Linked DNA regions of Homo sapiens: region 2 is linked to region 1. A link is a loop called in an ENCODE intact Hi-C map of the cell type or tissue named here. Cell type or tissue: MCF 10A. All regions are shown on one strand. Each heading gives the region's core, and the rest is flanking DNA. Links, peaks and the distances in the headings are about the cores only.

Region 1 (12,105 bases), core at 2,746-10,745:
GAAAAAAAAAAAAGCACAGATTACCAATATCAAGCATGAAAAAAGGGTTTTCCATTCAGATCCTACAGATATTAAAAGAACAGTAGATTATTATGAACAATTTTATGCCAACAGATTTATCAACTTAGAGAAATGGACAAAATCCTTGAAAAATGCTACTTAATGCTAACACAATTTATATTAAAGAAATTAAATTCAGTATCAAAACTCTTTCCACAAAGAAAATTCCAGGCCCAGAGTTTTCACTGGAGAATTCTTCGAAGCATATAAGGAAAAAGGAGAGGAGAATACTTCCCAATTTATAAACTAGTATATATGTCATATATAATACATATGTATAGAGTAATACCAAAACTGGACAAAGACATGGCAAATACAATTATAGACTAATATTATTCATGAACGTAAATGAAAAATCCTTCAGAAGATATTAGCAGATCATACCAGCAACATAATAAGATAATGAATGCATCAAGGCTAATTAGGGTTTGTTACAGGATATACAGGATACAAGGTTGTTTTAAGATTAAATAATCAGGGCTGGGCTCAGTGGCTCACGCCTATAATCCTAGCACTTTGGGAGGCCGAGGCAGGTGGATCACTTGAGGTCAAGAGTTCAAAACCAGCCTGGCCAACATGGTGAAACCCTATCTCTACTAAAAATACAAAAAAAAAAAGGCTGGGCACAGTGGCTCACGCCTGTAATCCCAGCACTTTGGGAGGACCGAGGCAGGCACATCATGAGGTCAGGAGGGAGGACCGAGGCAGGCACATCATGAGGTCAGGAGATCGAGACCATCCTGGCTTACACGGTGAAACCCCGTCTCTACTAAAAACACAAAAAATTACCCGGGCGTGGTGGCACGCGCCTGTAGTCCCAGCTACTTGGGAGGCTGAGGCAGGAGAATCGCTTGAACTCAGGAGGTGGAGGTTGCAGTAAGCCAAGATTGCACCACTGCACTCCAGCCTGGGCGACAGAGACTGTCTCAGAATAAAAAAAAAAAAGATTGGATAATCAATATAATTCACCACATTAACAATGAAGAAAAACTATGGCATAAGTTCAGTTCATAAAAAGTGTTTGAAAATGTTTGGCTGAGTGCAGTGGCTCATTCCTGTAATCTCAACACTCTGGGAGGCTGAGGTGGGAGACTTGCTTGAGCCTAGGAGTTCAAGACCAGCCTGGACAACAAAGTGAGACCCTGTCTCTACCAACAAAAAAAAAAGGAAAAGAAAAATTAGCTGGGCGTGGTGGCGGTGGTGGTGTGTGTCTGTAGTCCCAGCTACTCGGGAGGCTGAGGCAGGAGGATTGCTTGGGCCCAGGAAGTCGAGGCTGGAGTGAGCCATGATTGTACAACTGCACTCCAGCCTGGGTGACAGAACAAGACCTTGCCTCAAAAAGAAAAAAAAACACCACATACATACGTATGTATATATGTATATACACACAGACACACATATATATATACACACACACATTCAGTGAGATCCTGTTTCTAAAATTTTTAAATAAAAAAAGTTCGATATCCTTTTCTGATAGAATTTTCTACAAACAAGGAATAGAAGGTAATTCCCTCAGTCTAATAAACAGCATCTGTTGAAAACTACAGCTGATGTCATCCTTAATACTGAAATGCTGAACACTTTCTCCTGAAGATTGGGTACAATGTTCACTCTCACCATTTGTATACAACATACTGGAGGTCACTTTGGGAGGCCGAGGTGGGCAGTTCATTTGAGGTCAGAGTTTGAGATCTGCCTCACCAACATGGTGAAACCCCCATCTCTACTAAAAATACAAAAATTAGCCAGGTGTGGTGGTGCACACTTGTAATCCCAGTACTCAGGAGGCTGAGGCAGGAGAATCCCTTGAACTCAACAGGCAAAGGTTGCAGTGAGCCGAGATCACACCACTGCACTCCAGCATGGGTAACAAATCAAGACTGTCTCAAACAAAAATAGCCAGGCACAGTGGCTCATGCCTGTAATCCCAGTACTTTGGGAGGCCGAGGTGAGCGGATCACTTGAGGTCAGGAGTTTGAGACCAGCCTGGCCAACATGGTGAAACCTCTACTAAAAATAGAAAAATTAGCCAGGCATGGTGGCACACACCTGTAATCCCAGCTACTCAGGAGGCTGAGGCAGGAGAATTGCTTAAACCCAGGAGGCGGAGGTTGCAATGAGCCGAGTTCACGCTACTGCACTCCAGCCTGGGTGATAGAGGGAGACTCTGTCTCAAAACACACACACACACACACACACACACACACACACACACACACACACACCATACTGGAGGTCCTAGCCACTGAATTATGGCAATAAATGGAAATAGAAGGAATCAGGATTAGAAAGGAAGAAGTTAAACTTTCTTCATTTGCAGATGACATGATTGTTTACATAGAAAATCCTAAGAAATCCACAAAACAACTATTAGGATTAATAAGTGAACTTAGCAGGATTGCGGGATAGATATTAGGTTGATAAACAAAACTCAATTTTGTTGTTATATATTAATAGCAAAATTTGACAATAAAAAAAAAACTTTTTTTGAGACAGCCTTTCTCTGTCGCCCAGGCTGGAGTGCAGTGGCGCAATCTCTGCTCATTGTAACCTCCGCCTCTAGCTGAGACTGCAAGTGTGCACCACCATACTTGGCTAATTTTTGTAATTGTAGTAGAGACAGGGTTTCATCTTGTTGCCCAGGCTGGTCTCGAACTCCCAACCTCAAGTGATCTGCCCACCTCAGCCTCCCAAAGTGCTGGGATTACAAGGTGTGAGCCACAATGCCCGACCTAGAAAATTATTTTTTTAAATAAGTAGTTCCATTTACAATAGCACCAAAAGCATAAAATACTTGGAATAAATTTAGCTAAAAAAGTACTTAAGACCGCAGTACTAAAAGCTACCAAACACTGCAGAGAGAAGCTAAAGAATGACTAAGAGGAGAGAGGTGCTATGTTCATGAATTGGAAGACTCAGTGTTGTTAAGATGTCAGTCCTACTCACACTGATCTATGGATTCAAGACAATTCAAAGTCCCAGATTCTAACATTTCTCTCTCTCTCTCTCTCTCTCTCTCTCTCTCTCTCTCTCTCTCTCTCTCTTTCTTTCAACCCCTGTTTCCTGGGCTCAAGCCATCCTCCCACCTCAGCCTCCTGAGTGGCTAGGATTGCAGGCATATGCCACCACACCGAGCTAATTTTTGTATTTTTAGTAAAGATGGAGTTTTGCCATGTTGCCCAGGTTGGTCTTGAACTCATCAGCCCAAGCATTCTGCCCAATTTGGCTTCCCAAAGTGTTGGGATTACCAGTGTGAGCTAAAGCGCCTCACCAATTCTAACATTTCTGTGGAAATACACAGAGCAAAGAACAAAATTGGAGAACTTGGAACATTTATTTAAAGACATTATAAAACTCCAGTAATAAAGACAGTATGGTACTGACGAGTCTACAAGTAAAGAAACAGAGAACCCAGAAATAACAAATTAGCACAAATTTAGCAACTTAAATTTATTATCTCACAGTTTTCATGGATCAGCATTCTAGGCATGGGCTAGCTGATCCTCCTGCTCAGGGCCTCACTGGGGTTGTGATACCATCTGAGACTCAGGGACCTCTTTCTTTCCAAGCTGGCTGGTTGTTGACAGAATTCAGTTCCTGGAAGTTGTGGAATGAGATACCCACTTTCTTTCTCCCTGGATGTCAGCTGGGGAAATCATGCTCAGCTCCTAGAAGCTGCCTGCGGGTGCTAACCTCATGGCCCTCTCACAACATGGTAGCTTGCTTCTTCGAAGCTATCAAGAGAATCTTATACAGTCAGTCCTCTGCATCCGCAGGTTCTGCATCCTTGGGTTCAACCAACCTCGGATTGAAAATACAAAAGAAAAAACAATAAAAAATAATATAAAGGCCAGGCGTGGTGGCTCATGCCTGTAATCCCAGCACTTTAGGAGGCTGAGGCAGGTGGATCACCTGAGGTAGGAGTTCAAGACCAGTCTGGCCAACATGGTGAAACCCCATCTCTACTAAAAATACAAAAAATTAGCTGGATGTGGTGGCACACACCTGTAGTCCCAGCTACTCGGGAGGCTGAGGCAGTAGAATCGCTTGAACCCGGGAGGCGGAGGTTGCAGTGAGCCAAGATTGCACCACTGCACTCCAGCCTGGATGACAGAGACTCCGTCTCAAAAAAATTTTAAAAAATAAGTATCCAAATGGATATGTCTAGGTTATATGCAAATACCATGCTATTTTATATAAGGGACTTGGGCTTCCATGGATTTTTATATCCTTGGGGATCCTGGAACGAATCTCATTCAGATACTGAGAAATGACTGTTTATATAACTCAAATGCAAAAACTAGAATGACTATCCCATCATATTCACAGGTTCTGTCCACAGTTAGGGGCAGGGGAAAGTGTTATACAAGGCATGTACAACAAGGGGCAAGAGTCTTGGAAGCTATCATAGAATCCTTTTTTTTTTTTTTTTCCCTGTGATAGGGTCTTGCTCTGTTCCTAAGCCAGAGTGCAGTTTTGCAATCCTAGCTCACTGCTGCCTCCTGGGCTCAAGGGATCCTCCCACCTCAGCCTCCTGAGTAGCTGGGACTACGGGTATACGCCGCCATGCCCAGCTCCATCTTAGAATTCCGCCTGCCACAATTCTAACTTCACATGATGTGCAGAAATTAAAATGAATTAGATCTCTGAACATAAAAACTAAAACCAAAAAACTTTTCCAAGAATGCATAGGAAAACATCTTCATGACATAGGGTAGGCAAAGATTTCTTAGGTAAAATACACTAACCATAAAATTAAAGATTGATGGCCAGGCATGCCGGTGTCTCATGCCTGTAATCCCAGCACTTTGGGAGGCCAGGGTGGGTGGATCACTTGAGGCCAGGAGTTTGAGACCAGCCTGGCCAACATGGTGAAACCCCATCTCTACTAAAAATACAAAAATTAGCCAGATGTGGTGACGGGCACCCGTAGCCCCAGCTGTTAAGGAGACTGAGGGAAGAGAATCACTTGAACCCAGGAGGCAGAGGTTGCAGTGAGCTGAGATCATGCTACTGCACTCCAGCCTGCTCAACAGAATGAGACTCTGTCTCAACAAAAGAAAAAAAAGGAAAATACTTTTTAGGTAACTAAGGTCAAAAGTTCACATTTTTAGATCCATACTATTCACCTGGAGAGGGGTAGACAATGCCATTTTGTTTTCTGTTTTATAAATCTGAAATTGAGGGCAAAGGGGATGGTAGGTTATTTTAATGAACAAACAACTATTTTTTCTGAGAGTGTGAGATGAACATTAGTTTGAAAGGGGTTCCTACATATTTCTCTGGCCTGCTGCCAGACTTATCTATGGCCAAAAGTATGTGTGTCTGTCTTTGACAGTGACAGCTTTGTATTCTGTCAGTGATCTTTCTGTGCCTTTTGAGGGGGTGGATTTCCTTGGTTAAGGATAAATCTGTAGCAGAGCAGAGTCTTAACCCATTTCAGCAGCCACAAAATTTGGGCCTGAGTTTACAAACACATCACCTGACGTCTCTTTTGCAACTCAAAAGTGGCTTCATTTATTATAACTATTAATGTGAAAGTAACCAAAGAAAAGAAATAATCTGTGTAAAAATGTCTGCATCTTTGTCTTTACATAAATTGTTCATATTAAAAAGCTTAACTGTTTCCCCTTTATTAACAGTTTCCTTTTTGAGGTTATAAAACATGGCCTTTTTTTTCCTTTTAGTTATTTCAGGCATGTTTGAGTGTTCTTAGGGATGTGTTATAGACAAGTTTTAAGAAACTGTTGCAAGGAAGGTGGAATGAATTGGAGATTTATTTGTTCTTAAAAAATGAAGTGGCTGGGTTCAGTGATTCACGCCTGTAATTCCAGCACTTTGGGAGGCCAAGGAGGGCAGATTGCTTGAGCCCAAGAGTTTAAGACCAGCGTGGGCATCAAACTGAGACCCCCATCTGTACAAAAAATTTAAAAAATTAGCCAGGCATGGTGGCATGTACCTGTAGTCCCATCTACTTGGGAGGCTGAGGCAGGAGGATCACCTGAGCTCGGGAAGTCGAGGCTACAGTGAGCTGTAGTCACACCAGCCTGGGTGACAGAGTGAGACCCTGTCTTTAAAAAAAAAAAAAAAAAGAAGGTAAAGCTGACAGACTACTAAACCTTGAAATTTCTTTCACATTTGTTCCTTTTCAGAATAAGTATTTGAACAGCTCTTCTTTTCTACCTTTGAGGTGTATACTTGGGAGAATAAAGTCAATTGACTTTTGGAAATGGCTAGTTAGAATCAAAACAAGAGCTTTCCCCAAATTCGGTAATAAAATTAACGGGTGAGGAATCAGTAAGGTTTACTGCTGTTCCTCCTGGAAATGGCACAAGACTGATTTCCTTTTTCCTTAGCCTGAGATTACCATTGGATGTGTTAGTGCCCTCTTCAGGTGTAACTTGGGTACTGCAGCCGGCGTCCTTAAATAACAGGGACAAGAAATAGATACTTTAATAAAATAAAACTTTAAAATAAATACCTTAAAGTTTTTAAAATAAAAGTAATATGGCCACATTACAAAAGATTTGGAAAATAAAAAGAAGGAATCAGTCGTAATTCCACCAGCAACGTAAACTCTTGGTGCAGACATTCCTTGTCAGATGTTTCATCTGTCATTAGCAAAATAATATAACTGAAAAATTAGTGATTTTACTTATGTAATGAATCACGAAAAGAGAAAAAAGTAAGGTCCTTTAAATGAAAAAAAATTAAGTGATATGATATTAAAGATAAAGTTGTAACCTGAAAAGTAAGGGAACATTGACTTCGTTCTTTTGAGAATTTTTGGCTTTTTATTTTTCCAGTACCTTTTGAACTAGCTTGGGTCACTTCCCTGTAGGACTTTAGGAAGAGACTAGCCAAGGCTTCATTCTTTCTCTATAAGGTTGTGTACTAGTGTGGCAGTTCGTTAGCCCATTGCCTCACAATTCTCTTCTGTTTTAGAACACCCAAGATAACACATAGCACACCCAAAGAAAAGGACATTCCCTGTCTGTATCAGTGGCTCTCTCCAGTAGTGATTCTCTACCTGACACATAACCAGAATCAAGCAATAATTTGTCCATAGCTTTAAAAAGGTGACATGCACCATCAGGAGTCAGGATCTACTCCCCATCCCACGTCCTTTATCCCATCTCACATGCAGCTGAGAGTCACTGACTTGGACAGTCTTCTCTAAAGAGTCTGCTCATAGAAGGTAAATTTAAGACATAAAAATGTTTAAGACTCTTAATCAAAAGACTTTAATTTTTTCTGATAAATTCAAAAAGATAGACTTTAACCAGCCCTGATGTTTGAGTGTAGATGATGAGGGAGAAAGAAGAGTGAACCCTATTTCTGTATTTGTCTTGGGTTTCTGGGTGGATGGTAGAACTATTTTCTGATCAGGGAAGAATGTCAGTCAGAAATGATGTTTTCTTTGATGTGTGGAATTTGAGGGGCTGAGATGCCTCAAAGTGATCCCTTCTGTTTCCGTAGCTTCAAATTACTACCTACATGTTGATAACTCCCAAATCTATACTCTATGTTGGTCTGGTCTGCCCCATAGGTGATGTATCATACTGCCTCTATCTCCTGGTCCTCTGTCTCCGTATATCATTTACACACCAATCTATTTAATCATAGTTCTGATAGCGCAACACTTTTTCATAGAAAAGTTTATATGGAAGTTTGATACATAAAATAGATTTGGTTAATAAGGCCCCTTCTAACCTCCCCATCTTAGTTTCTTTTTTTTTTTTGAGACGGAGTCTCACTCTGTCACCCAGGCTAGAGTGCAGCAGTGTGATCTTGGCTCACTGCAGCCTTCACTCCCCAGGTTCAAGTGATTCTCCTGCCTCAGCCTCCCAAGTAGCTGGGACTACAGGTGCCTGCCACCATGCCTGGCTAATTTTTTTTTTTTTTTTTTTTTTGTATTTTTAGTACAGACAGGATTTCACTATGTTGGCCTGGCTGATCTCAAACTCCTGACCTCGTGATCCATCTGCCTCGGCCTCCTAAAGTGCTGGGATAACAGGCATGAGCCACCGCGCCTGGCCTTTTTTTTTCTTTTAATAGAGATAGGGTCTCACTATGTTGCCCAGGCTGGTTTCAAACTCTTGGAATTCAAGCGATCCTCCAGCCTCCACTTCCCAAAGTGCTGGGATTACAGTCATGAGCCACCTTTAATTTCTTTGTATCTTACTGGCAACAAAGAGGAAAGGAAAAAATCTTGTTGCTCTATAGCTAACTTTAACTTCAATTCTTAAATTTTCTGTTACAATTGTAGCAGAGGTTGGCAGTCAAATGAATAATAATAGCTGATATTGTGTTACTATCTAATCAATAGTATTCTGAGCACTTCTACACATTAATCCACTTAATCCTGGCAACATCCCTATGAAGTTGATCTTGTATTATCCTATTTTACAAATGAGGGACCCGATGCACAGAGAGATTGAGTGTCTTGTCCAAAATCACAGAGCTGGCAAATGGAAGAGGATACAAACTCAGGCATTCTGGAGCCAGAGTCATTTCTGTGCTGTACTAACTCTAAAGCTGGGGATAAAGTATTTTACTAGGTAGGGATCCATGGCCAAGTGGAAGCCAGGAAGCATTAAGGGGTGAAATAATCTTTATTTTATTATAGTTATTTATTTATTTATTTATTTATTTATTTTTTGAGATGGAGTTTCGCTCTTGTCGCCCAGGCTGCAGTGCTGTGGCTTGATCTTGGCTCACTGCAACCTCCGCCTCCTGGGTTCAATCAATTCTTGTGCCTCAGCCTCCTGAGTAGCTGGGGCTACAGGCGTGTGCCACCACGCCTGGCTAATTTTGTATTTTTAGTAGAGAGGGGGTTTCACCATGTTGGCCAGGCTGTTCCCAAATTCCTGACCTTAAGTGATCCACCCGCTTCAGCTTCCCAGAGTGCTGGGATTACAGGCATGAGCCACCGTGCCCAGCATTTATTTTTTTTTTTTGAGACAGCGTCTCATTCTATTGCCCAGGCTGGAATGCAGTGGCATGATCTTGGCTCACTGCAACCTCTGCCTCCCGGGTTCAAGTGATTCTACTGCCTCAGCCTCCCCAGTAGCTGAAACTTACAGGTATGTACCACCATGCCCAGCTAACTTATGTGTTTTTAGTAGAGATGGGGTTCTGCCGTGTTGGCCAGGCTGGTCTCGAATTTGTGACCTCAGGTGATCTTCCCGCCTCAGCCTCCCAAAGGGCTGGGATTACAGGCATGAGCCACTGCGCCTGGCCTGAAATAATCTTTAAACATCTCTTAATGCACAATTGTCTGTTTCTGGATTTTCTATACCATTCTATTGCTCTATTATCTTTCGACCAGTACTATAGCATCTTGATAATGGTAGCTTTATATTTAAAATCAGGTCATGTTAATCTTCTAACTTTATTTTTCAAAGTTGTTTTGGCTCTTCTAGGTTTTTTTTTTTTTTGAGATGGAGTCTCGCTCTGTTGCCCAGGCTGGAGTGCAGTGGCGCGATCTCAGCTCACTGCAAGCTCCACCTCCTGGGTTCACGCCATTCTCCTGCCTCAGCCTCCCAAGTAGCTGAGACTACAGGCACCTGCCACCACACCCGGCTAATTTTTTGTATTTTTAGTAGAGATGGGGTTTCACCGTGTTAGCCAGGATGATCTCGATCTCCTGACCTTGTGATCCACCTGCCTCGGCCTCCCAAAGTGCTGGGATTACAGGCATGAGCCACCGCGCCTTGCCTGGCTCTTCTAGGTTCTTTACATTTGAATTTGCATAGGAATTTTAGATTAGCTTGTCCATTTTTACAAAAACCTACTAGGATTGTAGGCCAGCGCAGTGGCTCATGCCTGTAATCCCAGCACTTTGAGAGGCCAAGGCTGGTGGATCACTAGAGGTCAGGAGTTCGAGACCAGCCTGACCAACATGGTGAAACCCCGTCTCTACTAAAAATACAAAATTAGCTGGGCATGGTGGCACACGCCTGTAATCCCAGCTACTTTGGGAGGCTCAGGCAGGAGAGTCGCTTGAACCTGGATGCGGAGGTTGCATTGAGCCGAGATCATGCCACTGCACTCCAGCCTGGGCAACAAGAACAAAACTCCATCACACACAAAAAAAAGAAAGGATTGTGATTAAAGTCGTGAAGAATTATAGGTCAATTTGGGGATAATTAATGTCTTGGCAATTTTGAGTCTTCCAACCTTTGAAAACAGATAGCTCTCCATTAATTTAGATCTTTGTTGGTTTCTCTCAGCAATGTTTTATAGATTTCACTGTACTGGTCTTATATATCTTTTGTGAGATTTATACCTAAGTTTATATATATATATTTTTGTTTGTTTGTTTGTTTGTTTGTTTTGAGATTGAGTCCCACTCTTGTCACTCAGGTTGGAGTGCAGTGGCGCGATCTCAGCTCGCTGCAACCTCCAACTCCTGGGTTCAAGCGATTCTTCTGCCTCGGCTTCCCGAGTAGCTGGGACTACAGGTGACTGCCACCATGTCTGGCTAATTTATTTTATTTTATTTTATTTTTTGTATATTTAGTAGAGACGGGGTTTTGCCATGTTGACCAGGCTGGTCTCAAACTCCTGACCTCTGGTGATCCGCCTGCCTTGGCCTCCCAAAGTGCTGGGATTACAGGCATGAGCCACCGCGCCCAGCCTGTTTTTCTTGACTTAGTGAGCTGGCTAGAACCTTTAATACAGTGTTAAACAGGAGTAGAGGCAGAGAGAACTTCTTGCCTTCTTTCAGTAAGTACGATGTTTGCTGTAAGTTACTGGTAGATTACCTTTATCAAGTTGAGGGATTTCCCTTCCCTAGTTTCCTGAGATTTTAAAATCAGGAATGAATGTTGGATTTTCTCAAATGCTTTTTTCTGTATCATATGGTTTTTCTTTTTTAGTTGTTAATATGGTGAATTATGGAATTCTTCCTTGGTGGAATTCTTTAAAATGGAGAATTATTTTGATTATTGAATGTTAAGCCAATCCTGTATTTTTTCAAAAGAAACACCTCAGTCATGATGTAGTATTGCGTTTATTTATTGTTGTGTTTGGTTTGCTAAATTTTTGTTAAGAATTTTCACAAGCTGGGCACAAATGTCAAGTGGCTCATGCCTACAATCCCAGCACTTTGGGAGGCTGAGGCGGGCGGATCATCTGAGGTCAGGAGTTGGAGACCAGCCTGGCCAACATGGTGAAACCCTGTCTCTACTAAAGATACAAAAAATCAGCTGGGCGTGGTGGTGCGCGCTTGTAATCCCAGCTACTCAGGAAGCTGAGGCAGGAGAATTGCTTGAACCCGGGAGCCAGAGGTTGCAGTGAGCCGAGATCTCGCCATTGCACTTCAGCGTGGGCAACACACTGAGACTCCGTCTCAAAACACAAACAAAAACTTGATGAAGGAAGATAAAGGTGGGAAAGGGGCCAGGCACAGTGGCTCACGCCTGTAATTCCAGTGCTTTGGGAGGCCGAGGCAGGCAGATCACGAGGTCAGGAGTTCGAGACCAGCCTGGCCAATATGGCAAAACCCTGTCTCTAATAAACATACAAAAAATTAGCCGGGAGTGGTGGCAGGCACCTGTAATGTCAGCTACTCGAAGGCTGAGGTGGGAGAATCGCTTGAACCTGGGAGGCAGAGATTGCAGTGAGCCGAGACCACACCATTGCACTCGAGCCTGGCGACAGAGCAAGACTCTGTCTCAAAAAAAAAAAAAAAAAAAAAAAAAAGTGGGAAAGGAAGGAAAGATAACACATTAAAAAATAAATAATTTCCTGTTTTAAAAAGTAGTTATGCATTGATTACCAGTGGGATACATTCTGAGAAACGTCATTAGGTGATTTCATCATTGGGCAAATACCATAGTTAACTTACATAAACCTAGAAGGTATACTACTACATACCTATGCAATATGGTATCATCTATCGCTCCTAGGCCACAAATCCATACAGCATGTTACACTATATTGGATACTGTAGGCAGTGTGGTACAGTGCTTAGTATTTGTACATCTAAACATTAAAAAAATACAGTAAAAATACAATATTCTAATCTTATGGGAC
Region 2 (12,105 bases), core at 1,507-9,506, 150 kb before region 1:
CACATCTCTAATAAAAATACAAAAATTACCCAGGTGTGGTGGCACATGCCTTTATTCCCAGCCACTCTGGAGGCTGAGGCAGAAGAATCACTTGAACCCAGGAGGCAGAGGTTACAGCGAGCCAACATCGCACCACTGTGCTCTAGCCTGGGTGACGAAACAAGACTCTGTCTTAATAAATAAAAAGATACATAAATAAAAAACAAGAGAGAGAAGATAAGAAAATCAGCAAAGCAGTCTAGGGATCCAATAGCCTAATAATAGGAGTGCCAGAGAATACAAACTGGAAAATTTCCAAGAACTAAAGAAAGTGAGTTTCCAAGTACCTGGCACAATACATGAAAATAGACCCGTGCAAGGTAATAAATTTCAGAACACTGAGGATGAAGAGAAGATTCTATACAGTTCTGAAAAGAAAAAATAGATCACATACAAACAATAAAAAATCAGAACAGCTTCAGACTTCTCTACCACAATAACAAAAGCTAGATGACAATAAACCAATGCCTTCAAAATTCTGAAAAAAAAAATATTATTTCTAACCTAGAATTCTATACCCAGCCAAATGATTAATCAAATGTGAGGATAAAATAAAGATATTTTCAGGCATGCAAGATCTTTTTTTGTTTGTTTTTTGTTTCTTGGGTCTTTTTTTTTTTTTTTCTGACCAAGTCTCACTCTGTCACCCAGGCTGGAGTACAGTGGCGTGATCTCGGCTCACTGCAACCTCTGCCTCCTGGGTCCAAGCAATTCTCGTGCCTCAGCCTCACCAGTAGCTGGGATTACAGGCGCATGTCACCATGCCTGCCTAGGGATCTTTTTAAAATGTACCATTTCTCAGTAAACTATTAGGGGAAGTAGTCTACCAAAACAAGGGCATAAACCAAAAAAGAGAAGGATGTGAACTACAGAGGATAAAAGCATTAATATAGCAGGGAACTGAAAGAAATTTCTAGGATGCTAGTAAAGAGAGATACCAAGATGACAGCAATGCCTCATCAAGTGTGACAAGAGACAAATGTGGCCGGGCACAGTGGCTTATGCCTGTAATCCTAGCACTTTGGGAGGCTGAGGCGTTAGGATCATTTGAGCTCAGGAGTTCAAGACCAGCCTTGGCAACAGAGTGAGACCTCATCTCTATTAAAATAAAAAACAATAAAATAAAAAAAATTTTTTTTGAGACTGGGTCTTGCTCTGTCACCTAGGCTGGAGTGCAGTGGTGTGATCTCGGCTCACTGCAACCTCTGCCTCCCGGATTCAAGTGATTCTCTTGCCTCAGCCTCCTGAGTAGCTGAGATTACAGATGCCCAGCACCATGCCCGGCTAATTTTTGTATTTTTAGTAGAGATGGGGTTTCACCATGTTGGCCAGGCTGGTCTCAAACTCCTGACCGCAAGTGGTCTGCCCGCCTTAGTCTCCCAAAGTGCTGGGATTACAGGTGCGAGCCACTGTGCCCGGCCTAAAATAAAATTGTTTTAAGAAAAGAAAAACAAGACACAAATGTTTTGAAGGCTGTTATCCCCAAGAGATAGATGTAGTAAGTGCCACCATCCCCTGGTCTCCTGCTTTCTTTCACTGCATCACCTTTTTAACCTGACAATATTCAGGCACTAATGAAGTTCTTCTCATGGCCCTGCCCACTGATTCCCCAGAAGAAAGCTCTTATCAACTCTCAGGGAAGTTGAAGCCAGACCATGACCAACAGACTGCAATCTTCACAAACATTGGCAATATTGCCCTTTCTTTACCTAGTTAGCTATGTACCACCTACTCAATTTCTAAGTTGATCACCTTTAACATTCATATATAAATAGTTGTTGAACATGAATAACCCAACTGATCGAAGAAAAAAATAAGAGGATACCCATTCAAAGGTAACTAATATCCCACTGTAGACAGGTATAGGAACCGCCTAACAAACATGAGGGTTGGTGTAGTAAGCACAGCTGGTTATCAGCAGTATGAAGAGAGTAAGAGTGATTCCTATAGGTGGTGTTAGTCAGTGTCTTCCCATTCAAGTGGCTGTGGCCCACAGAGGCCAGGGGACCAGGCAATGGATGAGCCAAGCAAAAAAAAAAAAAAAAAAAAAGAGGAGGATAATTTAAAAAAAAAAAATGAGGATAATCATGACTATTTTTACTACTACAATGTATTCAGTGTGCTAAGAATAAACATGCTCTTATTTAATTCACAAGGTAATCCTCCAAGATGAGTATTATCATTCGTACTTTACCAAAGTGTAGGGAGCTGGACTAACTCTCCTGAGGTCAGACAGCCGGCAAAAGGCAGAGACCAGGTCCAGCCCACGTTGGCCTGACTCCAGGAGCCCAGGCTCTTAACCACCACACTGACCAGGGAAGAAGAAATTGGATCTCAAAAAAAATAATAATAAAAGTGAACAGCCTGATGGATCTTAAGCTAATCATTCACTGAAAAAAATATGTATTCTTTTGCATCAACAGCCATGTAAGAACCTTCCCAATGTTCTTTTCACCTATGCAAAGAAAAAAAAAAAAAAAAAGATGGAAGTGGCTGAAAGGGAGGGGGAAGAAGTGCAAGGAAATGAGAAGAGAAAAAGAGATTGAAAGGAGAGGAAAGACAAAAATAAAATCAAGTAAATGAACAAAACTGCATCCCCTAGGGTCTCCCAGATTCACCCTTAGGGTTCAGCCAGGCTGAAGACAGTGCTGTTTATAAGCACGATCAGGCTATGCCACACAGACCTGGGCTTCAAATCCCAACTCTGCTAATTATCTGCACAGGAAAAGACAGGTACCAGGTCTGGAGACTCAACAAAGATTTTTTTGATGAAATGAATGGCTGTAGACAAGTTACTTAAGCTCAGTTTCCCAATCTGTAAGGTAGTGGGTCCTAAAACCTGCCTTTAGGGCTGGGGAGGGCCATCTCAGGGACAGGTGGCCAGGGAGGGCTTGGCAATGGGAATGATCATCATGTCTGTGACTCCTTTCCTTGGCCACCCACCCCCGCCCCCGACTACACTGATCTGCATTGCCAACTTGCCTCTCTCCCCACCCTTGTCCCCACCCTTGTCCCAACTGTGACATCCTCAAGGGCAGTAATTCTGTCTCTGCTATTTTGTCTTGTTCATGCCTCCATAGCCATGCCCAGCCTCCGTCAGCAGAGGGAATGGTCTGGTTCCTGGGGAAGGCGACACAGGCAGAGGACGCACCTGGTCACTGCGGGCGACTCCATAGCGCAGCTCATTCACAAAGTGCTCGCAGTTCTCACTGGTCAGCTTGTAGAGCACCTCCTGCCCCACCAGCTCCTCCGCCCGCTGGATGATTTTGCTGCAGGGCAGCGGCGAGTACTTGTCATCATGTTTGTTGTTGACCTGGTACTTGTCACTCCCGGCCACATCATACAGCAATTCCTTCTTCACGATGGCCTTGTCAGTCAGGGCGGACATGACACTGGCTGCACCAGCTCCTGCGACCTCACCTGCAGATCCACAAAGAGGAAACAGAGGGATTGGTCCTGGGAAGGGCCACGGAGGCTCAGAGCTGGCCCCCAGCCGGGCATCTGCCCTTGGCTCATCCACAAAGGATAAGCAACAAGTGGAAGGGTCAGACGCATGGCTGTGGGCCTTGGGGAAGGTGTGTGTGGTCTCTGGGCCCTGGTTTCCTTATCTAAAATGAAAGGGAGTGAAGTTCCATGATTTACTGTGATTTTTTTCTTACTCTAGAGAAGGTGGTCTTCTATACCTCATGACACTTAAGTGGCCCCCTTGGTTATGCAAATATGAGCCAAGAGCATACTCATCCACCTGGGAAGATAAGGTGGGAGACTTTTATGATGGCATCAGGGCTACACCTACTTGACCACACAAAGCTGCTTACTGCAGAAAACATGGCTGGGTTTTCCAGAGTCCCAGCCCTTCTGGAAACAGACCCACCAAAACGCACAGCTGTCCCCCTAGCTGTGATGGATGCTAAGGAGGCTTAGTGGGTACATGGGCACAGCCCAGGCCAAGGCCCAGGGCAAGGAAGGGCCACAAAGCTCCAGAAATGAAATGATCTTGAAGACAAGGAGTCCAGGTTCAACATGAAGACCAGGATGGTGGACAGGGAAAGCTGATGCCAACACAGACTGGGCATTCCTCCCAACTCAAACAACCTGTGTGGCGCAGGGAGAGGCAGGCACTGAGTATGATGATTGAAAAAGTGGGGATGGGCTGGGCACAGTGGCTCATACCTGTAATCCCAGCACTTTGGGAGGCCAAGGCAGGCAGATCGCTTAAGCCCAGGAGTTTCAGACAAGCCTGGGCAACATGGCAAAACTCCGTCTCTACAAAAAATACAAAAACTAGCCGTGTATGGTGGTGTGCACCTGTGATCCCAGCTACTCAGGAGGCTGAGGCAGGAGGATCACTTGAGCCCTGGAGGTTTAGGTTGCAGTCAGCTGAGATTGCGCCGCTGCACTCCGACCTGGACAACAGAGTGAGATCTTGCCTTAGGAAAAAAAGAAAAAGAAAAAGTAGGTATGCACTCAAGGGATGGGCCTACGCACCCAGGGAGCATGTCAAAGGAGGTTCACTCTCACTCTCCTCAAACAGCCACTGTGACCCTGTCAGGGTCAAGGCCCCCAGGGTGCCACAGCAGCACCCTGTTAAACTGGGTAGGACCAGTCTTCAACAATGACATCCGTGTGACAGCAACAGCAGGAGAGGCCGATTAGATTTCAGGTCCTGCTCTTCTCCGCTTTCCAAAGACCAATAAACCTTTTCAGCCTGCATGCAATGCCTACATGCAATGCCAAGATATTAGAAATTTAGGGAATTCAGACTTGATAGGAAAAGGGCACGTGAAGCTTGGAAGATTCATTGAAGTAAATAAAAGAGAGGGTGCCTTATTGGAGCCCTGCGTTTGTCGGGAGGATGAGCTCCTGGGGCCCACCCAGCCTCAGCTCCCAGGCAAAGTGGGTGACAGCGCAGGGACTCGGAAGAGGCAAGCAAGTTGCCTAGAGCCCAAAGTTTAAGGAGGCACCAAATCTCAGGGCCATGCAAGTGCAGAGTCAACAACCAAGAGTGAGGACTTCCTTAAACTTATATCTAGATGCCACCCAGGACAGGGGTACCCTGTGCTCAAGCTGGCGGTGAGAAGCTCTGGGTTCGACCCCAGCACATCACCAACCAGCTGAGTGGTCTGGACCTGTCACTTCACTTTGCTCCAGAAATCCCCAAATACACACTAAAATTGATGCACAAATACATATCAACACAGTAATTTAAAGTTCCTTCTTTTTTTTTTCTTATTTTGAGACAGAGTCTCACTCCATTGCCCAGGCTGAAATGCAGTGGTGTGATCTTGGCTCGCTGCAACCTCCTCCTCCTCAGTTCAAGCGATTCTCATGCCTCAACCTCCTGAGTAGCTGGGACTACAGGTGTGCACCACCATGCCCAGCTAATTTTTATATTTTCAGTAGAGATGGGGTTTCACCATGTTGGCCAGGCTGGTCTCGAACTCAAGCCTGGTCCGAGCTCAAGCAATCCACCCACCTCGGCCTCCCAAAGTTCTGGGATTACAGGTGTGAGCCACCACACCTGGCCTAAAGTTCCTTCTTTTAAAAAGTGAGTCTACTGAAGAAAATATGAAGTGAACAATCACAGAAAGAGCATGTGGATGTGGCAATCCATCAGCGACTGAATTTTGGGATAGCTTGGACTGGGCAGTGCAGCATTGTGGTTAAGTGCACAGAATCAAGTCAGACTGCCTGGGTTTGGGTCCTGCCTGCACCCCTTACCATTATGCAACCTTGGGTAAGTTTCTTAACTTCTCTGAGTCCCCCATTCCTTGTAGGATAGAAACAAAAATAGTCCCTACTGCACAGGCAGCTGTGAGGATTAAAGGGGTTGGCCAGAAAACATGCTTTCACCAGTGTCTGGCACAGGACAGGCACTTCAGCAAGTTTATAAGCTTCCTTCCAGCTCTAATTTCTACAGTTTTCTCAGCAGCAGAAGGTCAGTCCTCCTTGCCTCATCTATCCCACATGACTCCTGTGAAACTCAAGTGAGATGCAGGTAGAAGCATCTTTTCCTTTGAAGGAGTATCACTGACCTGATGGTCTGTGACACACCTGTCCACCTGTCCACCCGGGTGCTTGTCATGCCTTCCCCAACCCTCTATCTACCACACACACCTGCTCAGTGCAGCCAATCAATACTGAGGCCCTACTGGGTGCCGGGCCTTGTCCAAGGTGCTGAAGTCAGTGACGTGATCTGGACAGCAGGCCTGCCCTCAAGCAATTCCCATGCTACTGAGAAGACGCTGACAATGAACAAATACACAAAATAAGATACTTGCAGGTACCAACAGACACTATGGAAAGACAGAGTGGAGTGACATGGCAAGGATGACCAGCAGAGGCTGCTGTTGCTCAGGCTGGGGAGGCCACCCCAAGGAAAAGGCATCTTTGCTGAAGCTTGAATGATGAAGCATCTAGAACAGAAGGAACAGCAGGAATGAAGTCTGCAGGGAGGAGAGAGCTTGGCATGCCAAGAGGCAGCAAGGAGGCCAACGTTGCTGGAGTCTAGAGACCCAGGAGGGGAGAAGAGAAAGACGAGGCCCAAAGTCACAGACCAGGCCAGACCAGGCCGGGCCCTACAGGCCACAGTGTAGACTTTGATGCTTTGTTTTGGTTTGGTTTTGGTTTGTTTTTTTGAGACGGGGTTTCACTCTGTCACCCAGGCTGGAGTGCAGTGGTGCAATCTTGGTTCACTGCAGCCTCCGCCTCCTGCTCGTGCCTCAGCCTCCGCCTCCTGCTCGTGCCTCAGCCTCCAAGTAGATAGGACTACAGTGGCGCGTCACCATGCCCGACTAATTTTTGTATTTTTAATAGAGACGGGGTTTCGCCATGTTGGCCAGGCTGGTCTCAAACTCCTGATCTCAGGTGATTCACCCACCTCAGCCTCCCAAAATACTGGGATTACAGGCATGAGCCACCGCACCTGGCCCTTGATTTACGCTTTCAAACAATCACACCACCTGCCCATGAATGAGGAACTGGCCGTGAGTGGCAAGAGGCAGAGAGACCAGCCAGAAGTGACACTGCCACCAGGCGAGGGAGGGTGGTTGCTCATACCAGGGCGCTGCAGTGGGGATGGTAAGAAGTGGTCAGAGCTGGGGTCTGTTTCAGAGATAAAGCCAACAGGATTCCCTGATAGATTAGACATGGGTTGGAAGGAACGGAGAATGACTCCTAGGCTTTAGGCCTGAGCAGCTGAATGGTGTCTTCCACTGGAGCCTCCCATTTGGGGCAGATCAAGTTCAAGATGCCAGGTAGACACCCAAGTGGAGTTACCAAGTAGTCAAGAGGTTATGCAAGTCTGAAGCTGAAGGGGGATGTAAATTGAGGGTTTGGGCTTAGGAGATATTGACAAATAGAAGGTATTGGAAGCTAAGGAATCCAATGAGGTCATCTGAGCTCGATTTAGGGAAATGAGAGAGGAGGAGGAGCCCACACAAGAGACCAAAAAAGAAGGGCCCAGAGGGAGAGGAAGAAAGTCAGGTGCCAGGTGGAGAGCAGGAAGGTCACTCACATCAAATGCTGCAGAGAAGCCAAGTCAGCTGTGATGGGACTTGGCTTTAAGCTTTGGCAAGATGTGGAAGCTTTTCCCTACCCTTGAGAACTGCTCTGTCAGGGGGGCAAAAAAAGAGAGTCTGAGAGCAAAACTCCATCTCAAAAAAAAGAAAAAAAGAAAAAGAAAAAAGAAAGTGTGGGTATAGGGGATGGAAGGCAGAATGGGAAGCGAGGAACCGGAGGTGGCCAGGCAGACAAAGCTGTAATGAGATCTGCTCTGTAGGGCGTTAAGCAGAGAAGGATGTGAGGCCGGGCGTTTGATCAACGGGATATATTACAGCTGTCTCTATGTCAATACGAATGATCCAGTTGAAAGGGAGAAGATGACAATACAGAAGGAGGTGGGGAATTTGAGGAGCAAAGTGCTTATGAAAGGAAGAGGAGGGGGTGGGGGTACATGGGTAAGGGGCTCAGGGTGGGGAAGATGACATCTACTCTGGTTACTACTGATAGGGTGAGGCCACTAGTTAGAATTAAAACGATATGCAAAAGACATGTTCAAGGGCCGTGCGCGGTGGCTCACGCCTGTAATCTCAGCACTTTGGGAGGCCGAGGCAGGCAGATCACTTGAGGTCAGGGGTTTGAGACCAGCCTGGCCAACATGGTGAAATCCCATCTCTACTAAAAATACAAAAATTAGCTGGGCATGGTGGTGCGTGCCTGTAATCCCAGCTACTCCAGAGGCTGAGGCAGGAGACTCGCTTAAAAGCAGGAGGTGGAGGTTGCAGTGAGCCAAGATCATGCCCCTGCACTCCAGCCTGGGCCACAGAGCAAGACTCCGTCTCGGAAAAAAAAAAAAAAAAAAAAGAGTGTCTATAACAGCTCTATTCATAGCAGTCAAAACCTGCAATGAGTCTGATGTCAGAAAAATGGATGCTAAATTGTAGCATATTCATATAACAGAAAATACACAGCAGTGAAAAAGAATTCCTGCTACTCACAGCAGCATGGATGACTCACATGGGCATGATGTTGGCTAAAAGAAGCCAGACACAAAAGAGCACGGGCCGTGTGATACCTCTTCCATGAAGTTCTAGAACAGGCAAAACTCATCTATGGCAGGAAAAGCTAGAATGATGGTTGCCTGGGCGAGGCGTGGGGAGGCATATTGTAGAAGCATGAGAGAGCCTTTCAGGGTAAGTGGCACAGTGGGAATGTTCTAGATGTGGATCTGGGGCACTGTTACATGGATGGTTTTTTTTAATTCACTGACTGTATACTTTACTATGCTTGTACATTTTACAATACTTATGTTATACCCCAGTTTAAGTTAAAGGCTTAAGAGAAGGGTGAGGAATTCTCACAAGAGTTCTCCAAGTTAAGTATTCATATCCTCAGTTTGCAAAAAAGGAAATCAAGGCTGAAGAATGGAAACTGGATTCATAACCAAGTCTCTCTGCCCAAACACCTGCACTCTTCCCAGGAGCTTTACGCTTAAGAGTTGAGTGTGTTGCGGCCGGGCACAGTGGCTCACGCCTGTAATCCCAGCACTGTGGGAGGCCAAGGAAGGCGGATCACGAGGTCAGGAGATCGAGACCATCCTGGCTAACACAGTGAAACCCCGTCTCTACTAAAAATACAAAAAATTAGCCAGGGGTGGTGCCAGGTGCCTGTAGTCCCAGCTACTCAGGAGCCTGAGGCAGGAGAACGGCGTGAACCCGGAGGCAGAGCTTGCAGTGAGCCGAGATCGCGCCACTACACTCCAGCCTGGGCGACAGAGCGAGACTCTGTCAAAAAAAAAAAAAAAAAAAAAAAAAAAGAGTTGAGTGTGTTGCATACAAAGTCACGGCATAAAAAACACATCAAAACAGAGCTTCGTCCTCAGATGCCACCTTGGTCCCTCTACAGCAGCGGTCCCCAACCTTTTTAGCACCAGGGACTGGTTTTGTGGAAGACAATTTTTCCATGGACTCGGCAGTGGGGAGGGATGGTTTCGGGATGATTCAAGCACATGACATTTATTGTGTACTTTATTTCTATTATTATTACATTGTAATATATAATGAAATAATCATACAACTGACGATAATGCAGAATCAGTAGGAGCCCTGAGCTTGTTTTCCTGCAACTAGATGGTCCCTTCTGGGGTGACGGGTGACAGTGACAGATCATCAGGCATTAGATTCTCATAAGGAGTGATATGGTTTGGCTCTGTATCCCCACCCAAATCTCATGTCAAACTGTAATCCCCATGTGTCAGGGGAGGGACTATATGGGAGGTGACTGAATCATGAGCGAGATTTCCCTCATGCTGTTCTCATGATAATGAGTGAGTTCTCACAAGATCTGATGGTTTAGAAGTGTGGCACTCCGGACATGGTGGCTCATGTCTGTAATCCCAGCACTTTGGGAGGCTGAGGCAGGTGGATCTCCCGAGGTCCAGAGTTCAAGACCAGCCTGACCAATATGATGAAAATCCATCTCTACTAAAAATAGAAAAATTAGTCGGGCGTGGTGGCAGGTGCCTGTAATCCCAGCTACTCGGGAGGCTGAAATAGGAGAATCACTTGAACCTGGGAGGTGGAGTTTCCAGTGAGCCGAGATTGTGCCATGGCACTCTACCCTGGGCAAGAAAAGCGAAACTCCATCTAAAAAAAAAAAAAGTGTGGCACTCCCCCGCCTCCTGCCACCATATAAGACCTGCCTTGCTTCCCCTTCACCTTCTGCCATGATGGTAAGTTTCCTGAGGCGTCCCCAGCCATGCAGAACTGTGAGTCAATTAAACCTCTTTCTGAAGGGCCGGGCGCGGTGGCTCACGCCTGCAATCCCAGCATTTTGGGAGGCTGAGGCAGGTGGATCACGAGGTCAGGAGATCGAGACCATCCTGGCTAACACGGTGAAACCCCGTCTCTACTAAAAATACAAAAAATTAGCCAGGTGTGGTGGCAGGCACCTGAGTAGTCCCAGCTACTCAGGAGGCTGAGGCAGGAGAATGGCGTAAACCCAGGAGGCGGAGCTTGCAGTAAGCCGAGATTGCGCCACTGCACTCCAGCCTGAGTGACAGAGCAAGACTCTGTCTCAAAAAAAACAAAAAACAAAACTCTTTTCTTTATAAATTACCCAGTCTCGGGTAGTTCTTTATAGCAGTGTGAAAACAGACTAATACAAGGAGTGTGCAACCTAGATCCCTTGCGTGTGCAGTTCACAGTAGGGTTCATGCTCCTATGAGAATCTAATGCCGCTGCTGATCTGACAGGAGGTGGAGCTCAGGCGGTAATACAAGCGATGGGGAGCAGCTGCAAATACAGATGAAGTTTCGCTCACTTGCCCACCACTCACCTCCTGCTCTGGAGCCCAGTTCCTACCCAGTACCAGTCCATGGCCTGGAGGTTGGGGACCCCTGCTCTAAAGAACCCCCTGAGGTTCCCAGGAGCAGACCTTGAAAACCAGTGCCCCACACCAAACTGCCCCATATCAAACTTCTTGTAACATTCAGAGACAACTGCCAGTTGGGAAGCAAGAAGAATGTTGGGGTCACCTGTTACCCACAGTTCCCCATCCCCTCTCTTCCCAGCCCCTGGGGCCCATCACAGTGGAGGTCCCATGTGTTCTTACTTGGAGGGGCCAGATGAACCACATATCCATCGCCAACATAGATGGCCCAGTGTCTGTAGAAAGGGCGAAAAATCTCAATCAGGTCTCCAGGCTTAGGCTCTGGCTGCAAAACCAAGAACAGGGCTGTTAGAGGGAGCATGAGATCGTGGAACCAGGACAGGGCTCAGTGAGGAAGGTGCAGCTGAGTGGTCCCCAGCTATCAGCTCAGCAGAACATATGTCCTGAGCCCTGCTCTGCCAGGTCCAATGCCAGTCCAACTTCACAAGCTTGTGACCCAGACCTGCAGGCACCATGGGCCTGCCCTTCTGTCAATACAAATTGCCAAGTGCAAACCTAAAAGGTTTCTTCATGAGCTGGAGTCTCTGCCTTATTATTTCTAGGAATATTATTTATTGAACTCTTACTCTGAGCCAAGCACTCCACTCTCCATGTTTTACAAGATGGCTCAATAAATCCACACAACCATCCAATGATGAACCCCATTTTATGGATGAGGAAATCAAGGCCTAGAAATGTAAAAGAATTTGTGCAAAGACATATAACTCATGAGTGACTTGGCCAGGACTGAACGCCCAGTTGGCTGATTCCCAGCCCAGTCTGACCATCAGGAAACACCACCAGTTATGTGACTAGAGCTGCCCACCTGGGGTCCATGCCAGAGGCTGCCAGATCTGGAGGGCATTCCACAGACACTCCCCAACACCTGGCCTGGGCCTAATGGAGAACTGGCATCAGTCTCCAGCAGTAATGTCCCCCGGCTGCTCAGCCTGATGCTAAGGTGTGCATGTTCACATTGAGTGAGTATGTGTGTGAGGGTGGATGCATGAGTGTGAGACTACGTGTGAGAGTGAGTGTGCGTATGTGAGAAGGGGAAGGTAGGGAGGGTGCAGTAAATGCTCTCACCCTGTTAGGGGAGCATGGGGCAGAGTTTGAGAAAACTTCAGAGAGGTTCAA

The links. A loop is a pair of places that touch in the nucleus more often than their neighbours do. Peaks named below come from ENCODE experiments on the same cell type or tissue, not always from the same donor. Only the 100,000 strongest peaks of a DNase experiment are listed, where the experiment ranks them.
Region 2: a loop joins it to region 1, with 19 times the contacts of the local background. A loop is called at or near these places in 5 of 110 quality-filtered maps.

Annotation. Positions count from the first base shown.
Region 1 is chr11:63,732,495-63,744,599 of GRCh38, forward strand. All of the region lies in intron 3 of RTN3 (reticulon 3), which reads left to right. Among named protein-coding and RNA genes, the nearest start is that of ZFTA, 30 kb to the right of the region's middle. In MCF 10A, for the core only: a CTCF peak has its summit at 6,462 (motif pointing left); a DNase peak (open chromatin) is centred at 6,427.
Region 2 is chr11:63,586,910-63,599,014 of GRCh38, forward strand. PLAAT3 (phospholipase A and acyltransferase 3) reads right to left here. Exons shown (of 5, transcript NM_001128203.2): 3 at 11,152-11,254; 4 at 3,191-3,459. LOC105369335 (a long non-coding RNA gene) reads left to right here. Exons shown (of 3, transcript XR_950179.3): 3 at 3,120-3,181. Among named protein-coding and RNA genes, the nearest start is that of PLAAT3, 21 kb to the right of the region's middle. In MCF 10A, for the core only: a CTCF peak has its summit at 6,376 (motif pointing right); no DNase peak of the experiment used is centred there.